2 separate regions of the Homo sapiens genome follow, and region 1 is linked to region 2. Evidence: chromatin loops called from intact Hi-C (ENCODE). Cell type or tissue: heart right ventricle. All regions are shown on one strand.

Region 1 (8,000 bases), 400 kb after region 2:
ACTTCTGGCATCCAGGACTGTGCGAGAATACATTGCTATTGCTTAAGCCACTCAGTTTATGGTGTCACAGTGGCCCTAGCAAACCAACACAGATTTTGGGACTGGTACCTGTGCATTTGGCCTTTTTTGGAAATAGGTCCATTGCACATGTAAATAAAATGTATGTTAAGATAAGGTCATTCTGGAATAGGATGGGTCCTTATAAAAAGAGAAGAGGCCGGGTGTGGTGGCTCATGCCTGTAATCCCAGTACTTTGGGAAGCTGAGGTGGGTGGATCACTAGAGCCCAGGAGTTCAAGTCCAACCTGGGTAACATAGTGAGACCTTGTCTTTTTTCTTTTTTTTTTAATTTTTTTAAATTTTTTTTTAGACAGAGTCTTCCTCTATTGCCCAGGCTGGAGTGCAGTGGCGTGATCTTGGCTCACTGCAACCTCTGCCTCACGGGTTCAAGTGATTATTTTGCCTCAGCCTCCTCAATAGCTGGGATTACAGGCACATGCCACCACGCCCTGCTAATTTTTCTATTTTTAGTAGAGATGGTGTTTTGCCATGTTAACCAGGCTGGTCTCGAACTCCTGACCTTAAGTTATCCACCCATCTCGACCTCCTAAAGTGCTGGGATTATAGGTGTGAGCCACCGCACCTGGCTGAGACTTCATCTTTAAAAAAAAAAAAAAAAAAATTAGCCAAGCATGGTGGCATGTGCCTGTAGTCCCAGCCACTCAAAAGGCTAAGGTGGGAGGATCCCTTGAGCCAGGGAGGCAGAGGCTGCAGTGAGCTGTGATTGCACCACTGCACTCCAGCCTGGGTGACAGAGGAAGATCCAGTCTCAAAAGAAAAGAAAGCAAAAGAAAAGAAATACTTCCCACGTATATGTCAACTCCTTTCTCCCTTGTCTTTCTCAGCTGAAGAGAGTGGACAGTGAAACACTAATTCCAAGCCTCCTTTGAAGCTAGGTGTGACCATGTGATGCAGCTTTGAGATGTAGGCAATGAGATATCAGTTGAAAGCCCTGGGAAGCTTTCTTTTCCTGAATATAAAGGCAAATGCTTAAGAGGAGAAGGTTTTTGCTCTCTGTCCTTTGCCATGCCTCATTTTTCACACCTGGAATATGGATATGATGGTTTAAGGTACTGCAGCTATTCAGTGTCAGGAGAAGAAAATGACAGGCTGGGCGTGGTGGCTCACGCCTGTAATCCCCCACTTGGGGAGGCCAAGGCGGGCAGATCTCCTGAGGTCAGGAATTTAAGACCAGCCTGGCCAACATAGCAAAACCCCGTCTCTACTAAGAATACAAAAATTAGCTGGGTATGGTGGCGTGCACCTGTGATTCCAGCTATGTGGGAGGCTGAGGCAGGAGAATCACTTGAACCCGGGAGGTGGAGGTTGCAGTGAGCCGAGATCGAAATTGCGCCACTACACTCCAGCCTAGGGGACAGAATGAGACTCCGGAGTCCAAAAAAAAAAAAAAAAAAAAAAGCAGCAGCAGCAGCAGCAGAAGAAAACTGGATGCTAAAGAGAGGGAAAGGAGGCAGGGCGGGGCGCAGTGGCTCAGGCCTGTATTCCCAGCACTTTGGGAGGCCAAGGAGGGTGGACCACAAGGTCAGGAGTTCAAGACCAGCCTGGCCAACATGGTGAAACCCCGTCTCTACTCAAAATACAAAAATTCCCTGGGTGTGGTGGCGCGTACCTGTAATCCCAGCTACTCAGGAGGCTGAGGCCAGAGAATCGCTTGAACCCAGGAGGTGGAGGTTGCAGTGAGCCGAGATTGTGCCACTGCACTCCAACACTCCAACCTGGACAACAAGAGTGAGACTCTGTTTAAAAAAAAAAAAAAAAATGGAGAGAGATAGAGAGAGAGGGAAAGGAAAAGAGAAGGGTTCCATCAGCAGCTGCAGCAGTCCTTGGTTACCTGCTCCTGGATTGCTTGTTACATGCTTAAGCCATTGTTTTTTGTGTTTCCTGCTGCTCACGGCTAGAAGCTATTCCAATGGACATATGTTAGATAAATCAATTTGTAGCAGGTTGAATGATTGAAACCAAGGGATTTAATCAGAGCTGGTTTCATAGGGGTGTGACCAGTGCAGTCACACAGGGCCCCACATTCAGAAGGGCATATGCTTGACTTAAACCTCCACTGTCTCCACTTTGCCTGCATTTTCATTTTGCACTGGGCCCTATAAATTATGTAGCCAGCCAGTCCTGGGTTTAATGAATCAGTAGGATCCTAAATGAAATTGGTAAATGATCAATAAGCTCTGTCCTCAAAGTTGACCATTCGACATTTTTATTAAAGTCACAGAAGAGGACATAGAAGACACTATCAGATTTGTAAGTAGCACAAAATTTGATAAATGGCCAGTTAGTTAGATGACACATTTAATATTTTTTTAAAAATCTGAATAGTCAGGAAACTCAAATCTAAAAGAAGACATCTAACAAGAGATAAATGAGAACCCCTGTATTTGGATTTATTGTTTTTTCAAACACAAGGGCAGAACAGTTCATGTGGAAGGAGCTTTGTTGTAGGGTCAGGGGGTTGGGGTCTTGCAATTGCAACACTATGTGTCTCAAGTAAATCACTCCTTCTTTGGGTCACAATGCCTTCATTTGCATGCTAAGGGGTTTAGGTGGGTGATATAGGATCAGTCGCACGATTCTAAGTGAGCGATTGCCCTGGATTTGAAAATCTTGCCATATAGTGATACTTGGTAATAATATTTCATGTAGGAAGGAGTCATGTATATATCGTCTTAAAACTTGGAGCTGGTTGGTATCAGGTGAGTGGGTTAGGATTGATACCCCCCGGCCTTTTACCCTAGTGACACACACACACACACACACACACACACGTACAATATTAATGTGCATATAATAGTTATAACTGAAGATATCATATATATGATTTATAAGTCATTTTATTTTTATCACATTTTATTATAGTCACCCAGAATATACATTATCAAATAAAGGTTTGTATATAATACACTCCTAATGAGAAAAACTCATGTAATATTACCCTAACATTTATTGTTTAAAATTGATGTAATATTTTTCTAACATTCAAAAACCTGTTGGAATTTGGGTTGTCTTTTTGCCCATTTGTGGACATCAGAAATTGCCTTGTGTGTTACAATTGCTAATGATGTTAATACTACTTGTGGAGCATACCAGGACTGGGAAAGATTGGTTGTACAAAAATACAAGGAAAACATTCATCATTCATTTTTTTCTCATCATCATACTCCCCAACCCCACAAGAAATCAAGCCTCAATTGTCATGGAATTATTGGCTAGTGACCAGCAATAAAAGAGTGAAACAATTAAATAGAATCCAGTGCCCCCAGGCTTGTGCTATTAACATCAAAAGAGAACTTGGCTGGGTGTGGTGGCTCACGCCTGTAATCCCAGCACTTTGGGAGGCTGAGGCAGGGGGATCACCTGAGGTCAGGAGTTCGAGACCAGCCTGGCCAACATGGTGAAACTCCATCTCTACCAAAAATACAAAAATTAGCTGGGCATGGTGGTATGCGCTTGTAATTCCAGCTACTAGGGAGGCTAAAGCAGGAGAATTGCTTGACCCCAGGAGGTGGAGGTTGCAGTGAGCTGTGATTGTGCCACTGCACTCCAGCCTGGGAGACAGAGGGAAACTGTGTCTCAAAACAAAATAAAACAAAACCAGAACTCACCTCCTTTTCTTATTGCAACAATTAAATGAGATGATTCAAGCAAAGTGCTGGGTGCAAGGTAAGCCCTCAGTAAATGAATTCTTATAATCATGCCTCCACCTCATGGGCAAAACTACCAGCTAAATCCTTTTCAGTGTCAAAGAAATGAAATTCAAGGAAACTAAATCAATTAGAGCCAGACAGGAGGCTACCCGTCTTTGAACCGAAACAAGAGGAACAAGGCCAGGGTGGGAAAGAAGGCCAGGGGTGTAAACTTCGTTTCCATTTACACTAGAGTTACCTACAAAATGAAATTCTCCCAATGTCAAAACAACAGTGAGGTGGTGGCGCCACCTGCTGGTCACTAAGACACAGTTCTGTGGCAACTGAGGCTTGATCTCTTAGTGGTTGTGAGGAGGAGAAAATGAATGATGAATGATTTCCTTGTATTTTTGTACAACCAATCTTTCCAGGCCCTTTTGTGCTCAGCAGGTAGTAATAACATTGTTAGCAATTTTAACACACAAAGCAATTTCCGATGTCCACAAACGGGTAATTTTGCACTTAGATGATACTAGGGAAAACACACAAGCCTTGTTTTCGTAGGACAGCCTGGTCGAAAGAAAATGGATTTTGTAGTTCATCCCAAGTTCTAATTCCAGCGCAGCCACTTGCCGGGTGGTCTTGGGTGAATTACTTAACCACCCTTAGCCTTTTTTTCTCTGCTGTAGAGTGACTAACAGAGCCTTCGAACAGGGTCTGGGTAGACTTGGGGGCGGTGGAGAGTATCTCGAAGACTTTCCAAAGGCTTCGAAAGCACATGGGTGGTTTTAAGAGAAGCAGTGTGCAGATTCCCAACCTCCACTTTCTCCCTGATACGGTTTGGAACTGTGATCTCACCCAAATCTCCTGTCGAATGGTAATCCCCAGTGTTGAAGGTGGGCCTGGTGGGAGGCGATGGGATCTTGGGGGTGGATTTCTCATCAGTGGCTTAGCTCCATCCCCTTGGTGCTGTTCTCCTGACGGTGAGTGTGTCCTTGCGAGACCTGGTCGTTTAAAAGTGTGTGGCGCATCCTCCTTCGCTTTCTGTCTTGCTTCTGCCATGTAAGACGAGCCTGCTCCCCCTTTGCATCCACTATGAGTAAAAGTTTCCTGAGGCCTCCCCAGAAGCAGAAGCTGCCATGCTTCCTGTACGGCCTGCAGAACTGTGGGCCACTTAAGCCTCTTCTCTTTTTTTTTGAGACAGAGTTGCACTCTGTCGCCCAGGCTGGAGTGCAGTGGCAAGATCTTGGCTCACCACAACCCCCCCTTCCTGGGTTCAAGAGATTCTCCTGCCTCAGCCTCTTGAGTAGCTAAGATTACAGGCGTGCGCCATGATGCCCTGCTAATTTTTTTTTCTTTTTTTGAGACAGAGTCTTGCTCTATCGCCCAGGCTAGAGTGCAGTGGTGTGATCTCGGCTCACTGAAACCTCTGCCTCCCAGGTTCGAGCAATTCTCCTGCCTCAGCCTCCCAAGTAGCTGGGATTACAGGCACCCGCCATTGCGCCTGGCTAATTTTTGTATTTTTAGTAGAGACGGGGTTTCACCATGTTGGCCAGACTGGTCTTGAACTCCTGACCTCAAGCGATCTGCCCACCTCGGCCTCCCAGAGTGCTGGGATTACAGGTGTGAGCCACCGCGTCCTGCCTCGAGCTGGTTTTTAGACTTCATGATCCTTCCTCCCCTTTACTGGAGGAACGCATGCCAGTCACTTGCTCTCAGTTTTACTAAAGTTCACTTTCTTCCCAGGTAACCCCTGGGGACTAAACAAAGGCACAAATGGAAATACCTGTGCAGGGGATGAAAATGTGAATGACTAATAATAGGGTAACAAGCCCTGATGAGTCATTTTATTTCCCAAGCATTGTTTTACCCCAAATTGAAGGAAGACCTAATTGAGTTTCCTACTATTTAAAGTATTGAAAGTTATTTCACTAAATGATTTCTGACATATAATACTGAAGGAATTCAAAGGATTGATTAACGTCACTGTAATAAGCCTCTTTCCAGACCATCTCTTGATTTACGACAGGCTGGTTTCTCAGAGCATACATCTTTTTAAAATTATTATTAAATAATTATAGATTCACTGGAAATTGCAAAGATAGACAGGACTGATGTACCCTTCACCTAGTTTTCTGCAATGACTAATCTTATCAAAGGAGAATAGCAAAACCAGGAAATTGACATTGGTATGACATATGTGTGTAGTTCTGTGTCATTTGCTTACATGTGTAGATTCACATAAGGCATGGTGGCTCATGGCTGTAATCCCAGCACTTTGGGAGCCCAAGGCAGGCAGATCGCCCGAGGTCAGGAGTTCGAAATCAGCCCATGGTGAAACCCCGTCTGTACTAAAAATATGAATATTAGGTGGGCATGGTGGTGTGCGCCTGTAATCCAGCTACTCAGGAGGCTGAGGCAGGAGAATAGCTTGAACCCAGGAAGTGGAGGTTGCAGTGACCTGAGATCACGCCACTGCACTCCAGCCTAGGTGACAGAGCAAGACTCCATCTCAAAAAAAAAAAGAAGATATGGAATGATTTCATCTAAAAGATCTCCCTCGTGGTGCCCCTTTATTGCCACACCCACCCCATGCCCCCACCATCCCTCACCCCTGGCAACTACTGATTTGTAATCCATCTCTATAATGTTGTCATTTCAAGGACATTATAAAAATAGAATTATACATATATGCAACTTTTTTTTGAGACAGGGTCTCACTCTGTTGCCCAGGCTGGAGGGCATTGGAGCAATCTTGGCTCACTGCAGCCTCCAACTCCTGGCCTCAAGCAATCCTCCTCCTTCAGCCTCCCAAGTAGCTGGAACTACAGGCACACGCCACCACGCCTGGCTAATTATTTTATTTTTTGTAAAGATGGGGTCTTACTTTGTTGCCCAGGCTTGTCTTGAACTCATAGGCTCAAGTAGTCTCCTGCCTTGGCCTGCCAAAGTGCTGGGATTATAGCCATGAGCCACCCCACCACCTGCAACTTTTTGAGATTGGCTTTTTTCAACCTTCATAATGCTCTTGAGATCCATCCAAGTTGTTGCAGGTATCTATGGTTCTTTTTTTATAATGCTGAGTAGCTTCTCACAGGGCATACCTCTTTATGTATAAAAAATGAGGATAGGCTGGGTGCAGTGCCTCACACCTGTAATCCCAGGATTTTGGGAGACCGAAGCGGGCGGATGGCTTGAGATCAGGAGTTCGAGACCATCCTGGCCAACATGGTGAAACCCTGTCTCTACAAAAAATTAGGCGTGATGTCATGTGACTATAGTCCCAACTACTTGGGAGGCTGAGGTGAGAGGATCATTTGAGCCAAGGAAGTCGAGTCTGCAGTGAGCCGAGATCATGCCACTGCACTCCAGCCTGGGTGACAAAGTGAGACCCTGAAGAAAAAAAAAAAGAAATAAATAAAGAAAGAAAGAGAGAGATGGACAGAGAGAAAGAAAGAAAGAAAGACAGAAAGAAAGAAAGAAGAAAGAGAGAGAGAGGGAGGGAGGGAGGAAGGGAAAAGAAAGGAAAAGAAAGAAAAGAAAGAAGGAAAGAAAGACAAGAAAATAAAGAAAAAAAACTAAGGAGTGCTGGGATTACAGGCATTAGCCACCTTGCCAGGCCCACAATCTTTTATCTTAACCTGAACATTCCCTTTATTTATTTATTTATTTATTTATTTTTCATTTTTTTGAGACGGATTCTCGCTCTTGTCACCCAGGCTGGAGTGCAATGGTGCGATCTCAGCTCACTGCAAACTCCACCTCCCAGATTCAAGAGATTCTCCTGTGTCAGCCTCCCGAGTAGCTGGGATTACAGGCGACCGCGACCACGCCCAGCAAATTTTTGCTTTTTTAGTAGAGACGGGGTTTTGCCATGTTGGCCAGGCTGGTCTCGAACTCCTGGCCTCAGGTGATCTGCCCAATTCTGCCTCCCAAAGTGCTAGGATCACAGGCACAAGCCACCGCGCCTGGACTGAAAATTCCCTTTCTAGCAATCCCAGGTCTTTAGACAAACTCAACCAATTGTCAACCAGAAAATGCTTAAATTCACCTGGAGGCGCCCCCCCACTTCATCCCCTGCTTTGAGTTGTCCCTCTTTTCTGGGCCAGACCAATGAATTCAATGAATTTCTTAAATGTATTTGATTGATGTCTCATGTCTCTCTAAAATGTATAAAACCAAGCTATGCCCCAACCATCTTGGTCACATGTTCTGAGGACCTCCTGAGGGCTGTGTCACAGGCCACGGTCACTCATATTTGGCTCAAAATAAATCTCTTCAAATATTTTAC
Region 2 (8,000 bases):
GGCAGGTAGAAAAGAGTGGCCAGTTTCTTCTCTTTATTTGCTTGGGGCATTTGAAAGGTCAGCATAATACTTGTGACTCAGGAGCCTGAGAAAGCGTTTGCTATAATAGAATGCCAAGGAGTGTGGGGGATAGGAACGTGGACAGGACAGCTTGGATCCTTTTAAACACCTCAATTTAATGCAATTTCCACCAAATGCAACGTGTCAAGGGCATGACTGAATGTGGTTTCAGTGTTATACTTTAGAAATGTTTCATACTGATACATTTACAAATGAGAAGAAATCAGTTATACTACTTTTTCATTCAGAAAATAGCCACCAAAACTCTAAATACTAAATTCAATAAGGTTTACAATGTATAACCTAACACCACAAAATGCTCAAGGAAATGTTATCAACTACGTTCACTTCAACTTATCAGGAGCCTTACTTTTATTTTTTAAAACTTTAAGAGCCAAACCCTTCCTCCAGGTGGCAGTATATAACTGTTTGTTTTAATCATTTCCACAGGATCTAGTGGGACTAGAGCTTTGTGCATAATCTTTCCTATATTTTCATAATACTACTTCCTAGTTTTCTTTGAAATTAGTGTGAATATCACTGTGTCTTTTGCTGGTCTCAGACAACAACTCAGTATCATAAGACAGGCCCGCTGGCCACAACATCCTTAGGCTGGTTGGACTAAAGCCAGGTTTAGTGAACAAAACTAAAACTATATCTCAAGAAGCGTTTGTACTTTAAAATATATTTTCAATGCAACCACGATATCTGGAACTAGAAATCTGGAAATTCAGTAGTTTTATACATAAATGCACTTAATGATGAAATAGCTCACATCTTCCCTTTCTTTTATTAAATCAATAATGTTGCAACTTTCCCTGTTTTCAAAAACTGGATGAGAAGATCACCAGATTTTAAGAAAAAAATTGCTTACCTAGGGCTCTTGAGTTCTCACAAAATCAGGATCATTTCTTTCTCTGTCTCCTTTGGGTGGCTTGGTCTGAGCCACCGTCACGCTCTTGCCTGACGATGACTCTCTACAGCCTTCTATGGGCCCTGGCTGCTCATCTTCTCATGCCCTATGGGCCCACTCATCTGCCATAGTGAGCCTTTCAAAGCCGACAATGCCCTTTCTCTCTGGGGTTTCCTATGGCACTTAGGCTCTACATGGCCTATCCTTTTTCCCTCCCCCCCACCATCTCCTGCATCCCCTCTTTCGTGCCCTCTCCGCCAATCCTCCTCAAACACCAGGTAAGCCACCTCCACCATGGCCACCCTCCCCCTGCCCAGGCCTTAGCCAGCTTTGTTCTCTCAGCCTAGAACATTTTTTTTTTTTTTTTGAGACAGAATCTGGCTTTGCCACCCAGGCTGGAGTGCAGTGGCACGATATTGGCTCCCTGTAACCTCCGCCTCCCGGGTTCAAGCAATTCTCCTGCCTCAGCTTCCTGAATAGCTGGAACCATAGGCGTGTGCCACCATGCCTGGTTAATTTTTGTATTTTTAGTAGAGATGGAGTTTCAGCATGTTGGCCAAGCTGGTCTCGAACTCCTGACCTCAGGGGATCCACCTGCTCAGCCTCCCAAAGTGCTGGGATTACAGGCGTGAGCCACCATGCCTGGCCAGCCTAGAACACTTGTCTGCAAAATACCTCTATGATTCCACTCCCTCTCTTCACTCACTCACCCTGTTCGAACATCACATTAAAAAAAAAAAAAAACACACAAAAAATAAATAAAATAAAATAGCAACAAGACCCACTGCAGATGTGCCATCTCCCTCTCTCTACTTGCCCCAACTTCTTGTCTCTCCAGGCTTTGAACATTCCCTGACATATTACACATTCACATGTATTTTTACTTGTTTCTGCAAACTTGAATACAGGTTCCACCAGAAGCAGAATTGTTTTGGTGTATCCCCAGTGCCTAGAACAGCTAGAGTAGTGCCAGGCATACAAATGCTAAATAAATATTTGCTAGATGATAGCTGGGTGTGGTGGTGGGCAACTCTATTCCCAGCTACTTGGGAGGCTGAGGCAGGAGAATTGCTTGAACCAAGGAGGCAGAGGTTGCAGTGAGCCAAGATCGCGCCACTGCACTCCAGACTGGGCAACAGAACAAAACTTCATCACAGAAAAAAAAAAAAGTGATATCTTTATATTTACAAACCTTAAACTGAAAATCAGCATTTCCTTTTATCCTAAATGAATGTAGGCAACAAACATAGTAATAGTAGCAGTGCCTGTGACTCCGTCACGAATGGAAATCACAGTTATTTTCATATCATGTTTTAGCTGCTGCTAGTGTCTCAAAATATTATTTATGCTCATCGTTACCTCAGAACAGTGGTAGCTATTAGATCTACTGCTAGGTCTTGTAATTTAATGGTCTAGCTATTAGGTCTATGTCTACCTATTAAGCCTTATAATTTAATAAGCTAATAAATAAGAACATATATTACCAATAATTCAAAAAATATTTTTGAGAACTATTTCAATATATTTAGGGCACAGGTAAGCCTATGTATTCTATTTTACGCGATTGAAAATATCATTCTGAGAAGGGGTCTGGAGGCTCCACCAGGCTACCAAAAGTATCCAAAGGACAAAATAATTAAGAACCTTGGTTGAAACAGAGGTTTTGCAAGACTGTGGCATTTGCATCCTTACAGATCTATGGGCTGGAGACCTTCTGCAACAGGCCAAGAAATAATACCATGGTCTCCCTGTACTTAAGATTCTTTTAAAATACATATATAGCTATCTGCATACAAAAATTGTAGATCCAAACAGACTAAAGAGACCACACAATGGGCAAGGCTTAAAAATAATGAGTCCATACAATTTCAAAAACTATGTCTGAAGTACCTATACCTCTTATGTGAAAAATATGAGGAACATGGAACCTGGTTAGGCATGATCCCTATAATTCAGGATGCAAAATACTCATTAACCCCAAGATGCAAAATATATAATCTAATAACTCTTCTAGTGTTAGCAGGAAAGCACTTCCCTTTTTTAAGTAAGAAAAAAGGGTTTTCTTTCCTTTACTCATACAGCAGCACCAAGACTGGCCTTTTCCCCAGGCCAGAAAAAGAATACATCAGCCCTCTCTGTTAAATGTACTGAACACAGAACAGTTACTGATTTAAGTGATAGTTGGAAAAGGGCTCATTATTTTGATAATCTTCTATTGCATAACGTGCTATAAGTGTTACAAAAGCACACGCTCTCTTACATTTCCTTAAAAGCCCTTAAAGGGGCACAAGGTAACTTTTCAGATAACAGAAATGTTCCAAAGCATGATCACAGCAGTGGAAACAAGACTGTATACATTTGTCAAAACTCATTGGATTGTGTCCTTAAAGTTGGCAAGAGTTTCCTTAAATGTAAAGTATACCTCAATAAAGTTGACTAAAAACACAATTTCCTACTCATTTTTAAATCATGCTTCCCTTTTCCAAAAAGAGAATAATACTTGGGTTTAAATGTTCAGTTCCGCTTTCTGTGGTGAAACCCTCTCTGAAGTCACTGTTATTCACACATCCATGGCAAGCAGTCAGAGCCCCCAGAGGAATGACTAAGAACAGAGAGAGCACAGGAACTCCAAAATAGAGGCGCCTTGCTCCCAAAATGTTTCTTTCCTGGAACTGACAAACGCACCACTTTGCTAAAGAGCAAAGAGCTTGTCACTGGGCTTACTGCAATAACAACCATTGTAATTTACCAAGTAAGCATATTATCTCTAATCTTTGTAAAATCCTAGAAATTAAGTATTAGCATTTCATTTTTTTTTCTTGGCTAGTTCCATATGATTAGTAAGCAGGTCTGATTCAGAACCCCAGTCCCATAAGTATGTTCAAACTCAAATATATGTAAATGTCCCCGAGAAGCTATATAAATACAGTTCCAAAAGACTAGGACATAGATGGCAGCTTTTTTCACCCAACAAGATTTGATCCAGCAGTTTCAACATGGCTACGGATGTCACACAAAATTAGAATTAGCACTGTTTTCTGTAACAACAACCAGCTGATTTTTAAGTCACCAATTAAAATAAAAGACTGGCCGTGCGCAGTGGCTCACGCCTGTAATTCCAGCACTTTGGGAGACTGAGGTGGGAGGATCACTTGAGCCCAGGAGTTCAAGACCAGCCTGGGCAACAAAGCAGGATCCTGTCTCTACAAAAAAAAAAAAAATTAAAAAATAAAAGTTCGTCAGCCATGGAGCTGCGTGCCTGTGGTTCCAGTTACTCAGGAGGCTGGCACAGGAGGACCACTTAAGCCCAGTAGTTCAAGGTTGAGGTGAGCTATGATCACACCACTGTACTCCATCCAGCCTCGGTGACAGAGTGAGATCCTGTCTCTAAACAACAAAATAAAAATACTAAAATACAATAAAATAAAAGATTGCCAATGCAAGGAAAGCTAGTATTATAATAATGACTAAAGTTCTATCTAAGAGATAGCTCTAGATTTTGATTTGTCATGATAGCACTGCACTGCTTCGTGCGTAAACAAAGGTGATCATTCCACTCTGGAATACTGAGCTAAGTAGGGCCATCTCCACCAACTTAAGGGCTATGAATGAAGCTCATTTATTTTTGAACTCGTTCCACTCCACCAACTACAATTAACACGAGAACACTCATAATTTGAAGATAATCTCCCATAAAGTGTGCTTGGACAACAGTCATAACATTACCAGCTCATAGATGTCTTCCTCGGGCTGTGGAACATAGAGCTGCATTTTGTTTTCTATTAGAAATTTCAGGCGCAGGTAATGAGCAGAATGATCCAGTTGATGTGTCTGGGACAAAAAAGAAAGAAAGAAAGAAAATGTCTGTTCAATAGTAAATAGGCACAATTAGTTCTCCACCAACATACGATGTATTCCTATGACCAATAGAGTTTGTTGTTGTTGTTGTTGTTGTTTTGAGATGGAGTTTCACTCTTGTTGCCCAGCCTGGAGTGCAATGGCGCAATCTCGGCTCACTGCAACCTTCGCCTCCTGGGTTCAAGTGATTCTCCTGCCTCAGCTTCCTGAGTAGCTGGGATTACAGGCGCCCACCACCACGCCCAGCTGATTTTTGTGTTTTTAGTGGAGATGGGGTTTCACTATGTTGGCCAGGCTGGTCTCGAACTCCTGACCTCAGGTGATTCACCCGCCTTGGCCTCCCAAAGTGCTGGGATTACAGGCGTGGGCCACTGCTCCCGGCCCAATAGAAATTTGATGCTGAATGGGGGTATAAAGTTTCTATACTTCTTAAAAAGTTTACATCGTAAATGCAAAGTTTTAAAATAACTTTCATTGAACACACTGGTAACATTCCAAGGGTATCTTAGGATTCAATGGAAACAACTGACTCACATCTCCACGCCTCCTTATTTGATTCATTGTGCTCTCTAACACTGGTAAAATTTTCAACACAACACAGCAGATCAAAAAGGTTCTTAAATATAACTTCATAGATAGGTGATTAAAGAAAAGGGTAACAAGAAAGGTAAGAAAATACTGTATTTACAATGAGAGAAAAAAGCTGTGCCCAGGCAAAGTTGTTTTTTTAACCACATAGGGACAGTGGGACAGTTGTTAACAGTTCATTTGCAAGCGAGTCAGTGTGAAGACAAGGCTTTTGGACTTCAATCTTATTTATATACTCCCCAAGTGAGACTCCCTCCAGGGGCAGTGCTAATAGGCGTGTGTCCAACTATGGAAACACACTGAATGACTCGCTCAAAGAAAACAATTCTAAAATTGAAATTTTCAAGGACCCTTTAGTCCAGGATGGAACAATAGATTTTTTCTTCCTGTCTAAAAAGTAATCTTTGAATTAATTTTGAGGAATAAGTAATAATACCAACATGGTTTTATAAATCATTCTCAGTAGACAGTCAAGAGGATACAGGGAAAAAAAGAAAATGCTCTCCAAAAGTTACACAGCAACATGAAAATATATTGCTAGAGAGAAAATGTTTAAACCAAGTGATTTTTTTAAGCATCCTTATCTTTTAGGGGTACATCCTAAAGCGCTAATAGATAGAAATGATATAATGTCTGGAATTTGCTTCCAAAACAAATAAGAGTTGGGGGTGGGAGTGAGTAAATCGATAAAACTTAATTTGATCATTACAGATGCTAGGTGATAGATACATGAGAATTTATTACATTGTTCCCTACTTTTATACAAATTGGACATTTTTCACAAAATAAATATAAAACCTCTTCACATTCAAAGCTCTGCAGGTGAGAATTATTTCAAAATAAATAAAGTTAATTTTAACTGGTTCAGTACTCTTTCTACTTACCCCACCCTCAAAATAATATTTTTAAAGCCAAACTAACAGCATTCCAATAACCATTCCAGTAATATATATTCAGTTACACTTAACGAACTCTTAGATACGCCAGACACCATGTGCAGTAGTGAGAATACAGAAACTAATACAACATAAATGCAGTCTTCAGGAGTGTCTGCAGCTGCAGGTAAAAGCTATGTAGATGTGGAAGGTGAGGCAGCAGTGGTTTAGCATTTTAAATAAATATGTACATGCAGGACAGGCAACCTGCATTCTTGTAAAAGCACATTTCCAGAAAGTGGAAATGAGTTCACTCTGAACACATAGCAGAAGGATAAAGTTTTCTATCAGTGATTCTTGGGAACCCCAACCTTTCTCCTCTCCTGAGTAATATGATAGTTTGCAGCCTGCTGTGCCAGACACAGATGCCATTCACCGAACATGTCCCAGTGCACCTGGCTTTTGTCCTTTCACTGCCTATATTTGAGACCAGATGCTCAATGTCTGACAGATCCAAGATTGTTGATGTCAAAGATAATAAGGCTGGAGGCGAAAGCCCAGGGAACATAAAACAGGAACTTTTTAAGTGTGCTACTTACTGCTGGAGAATCATCAAGATAAATAAACAACAACAAAATACTAATATTTAGGGTGATGTGATGAGCAAGAAAAGTTTTCCTAAGAGAGATCGAAGCTGCAAATGTTTCCCACCTACCTGGGTCCTCACTGAAATCTTTAATTAGAAGCAAAAATTTTGGTTCACCATCTGTTTCCGACTGAGGCGGAAGGGAAAGAAATGAAATTTCATGGGTTCTTAGTAACAGGAACAAATTCACTTGGAAACCTTATCATCATCATTAATAAACACTTTGTGGGCACTCCTTAATGAGACTGCCACTGAAACAGACTGTCTTCCAGAAATCAGGCCAAAACAGCAACCTCACCCAAGAAGTTCTGGTTCCTGAAACTTCAGTGTGAGAGACAGCCCACTGTCAGGCACAAATAGCCTAAGGTGGTCCTGGTGTGGACTGCGGAGAACTGCAGCATCCCCTAAATGCTACAGTACTGAAAACATTTATACAAACATGCAGAGAATGTCAAGGCACCTCACTTGAATTGTGTAATGCATTGCAGAGAACTAAAGAATGATAAATATAGCAATGGTAATAAGAATGATTCTTGGCTGGGCATGGTGGCTCATGCCTGTAATCCCATCACTTTGGGAGGCCAAGGTGGGCTAGTTGCTTAAGCCCAGGAGTTTGACCAGCCTGGGTAACATGGTGAAACCCTGTCTGTATCAAAAATACAAAACTTAGCCACGCATGGTGGGGTGAGCCTGTAGTCCCTGTAGGCTACTCAGGAAGTTGAGGCGGGAGGATTGCTTGAGCCTGGGAGGGCAAGGCTGCAGTGAGCTATGACTACACCACTGTACTTCAGCCGGGGGACAGAGTGAGACCCTGTCTCAAAAAAAATTAATAAATAAGTAAAAGGAAAAAAAGATTATTGCCACAAACCATCATATTTTTCAAACTTCTTTAAGTTACAATAATGTCTTGATAACTTTAAAAAATAAAAATCAGCACAAGCAGCAAACATGAAAATTATAATGGTCTTACTTGTAACTTAAGAGCCCTAATTTTGGTCAGTAAATAGTTACTCTCAAAACAGGACATTGGATCAAAATATATACCAGTGTGTCTTACTAT

What was found. Hi-C counts contacts between places; a loop is a spot of excess contacts. Peaks named below come from ENCODE experiments on the same cell type or tissue, not always from the same donor. Only the 100,000 strongest peaks of a DNase experiment are listed, where the experiment ranks them.
Region 1: a loop joins it to region 2, with 9 times the contacts of the local background. A loop is called at or near these places in 79 of 110 quality-filtered maps.

Annotation. Positions count from the first base shown.
Region 1 is chr21:31,600,770-31,608,769 of GRCh38, forward strand. No RefSeq gene overlaps it. Among named protein-coding and RNA genes, the nearest start is that of TIAM1-AS1, 46 kb to the left of the region's middle. In heart right ventricle, a CTCF peak has its summit at 4,024 (motif pointing left); a DNase peak (open chromatin) is centred at 3,992.
Region 2 is chr21:31,198,209-31,206,208 of GRCh38, forward strand. TIAM1 (TIAM Rac1 associated GEF 1) reads right to left here. Exons shown (of 28, transcript NM_001353694.2): 12 at 4,700-4,804. Among named protein-coding and RNA genes, the nearest start is that of TIAM1, 140 kb to the right of the region's middle. In heart right ventricle, a CTCF peak has its summit at 481 (motif pointing right); a DNase peak (open chromatin) is centred at 3,583; H3K27ac peaks cover 1,038 bases.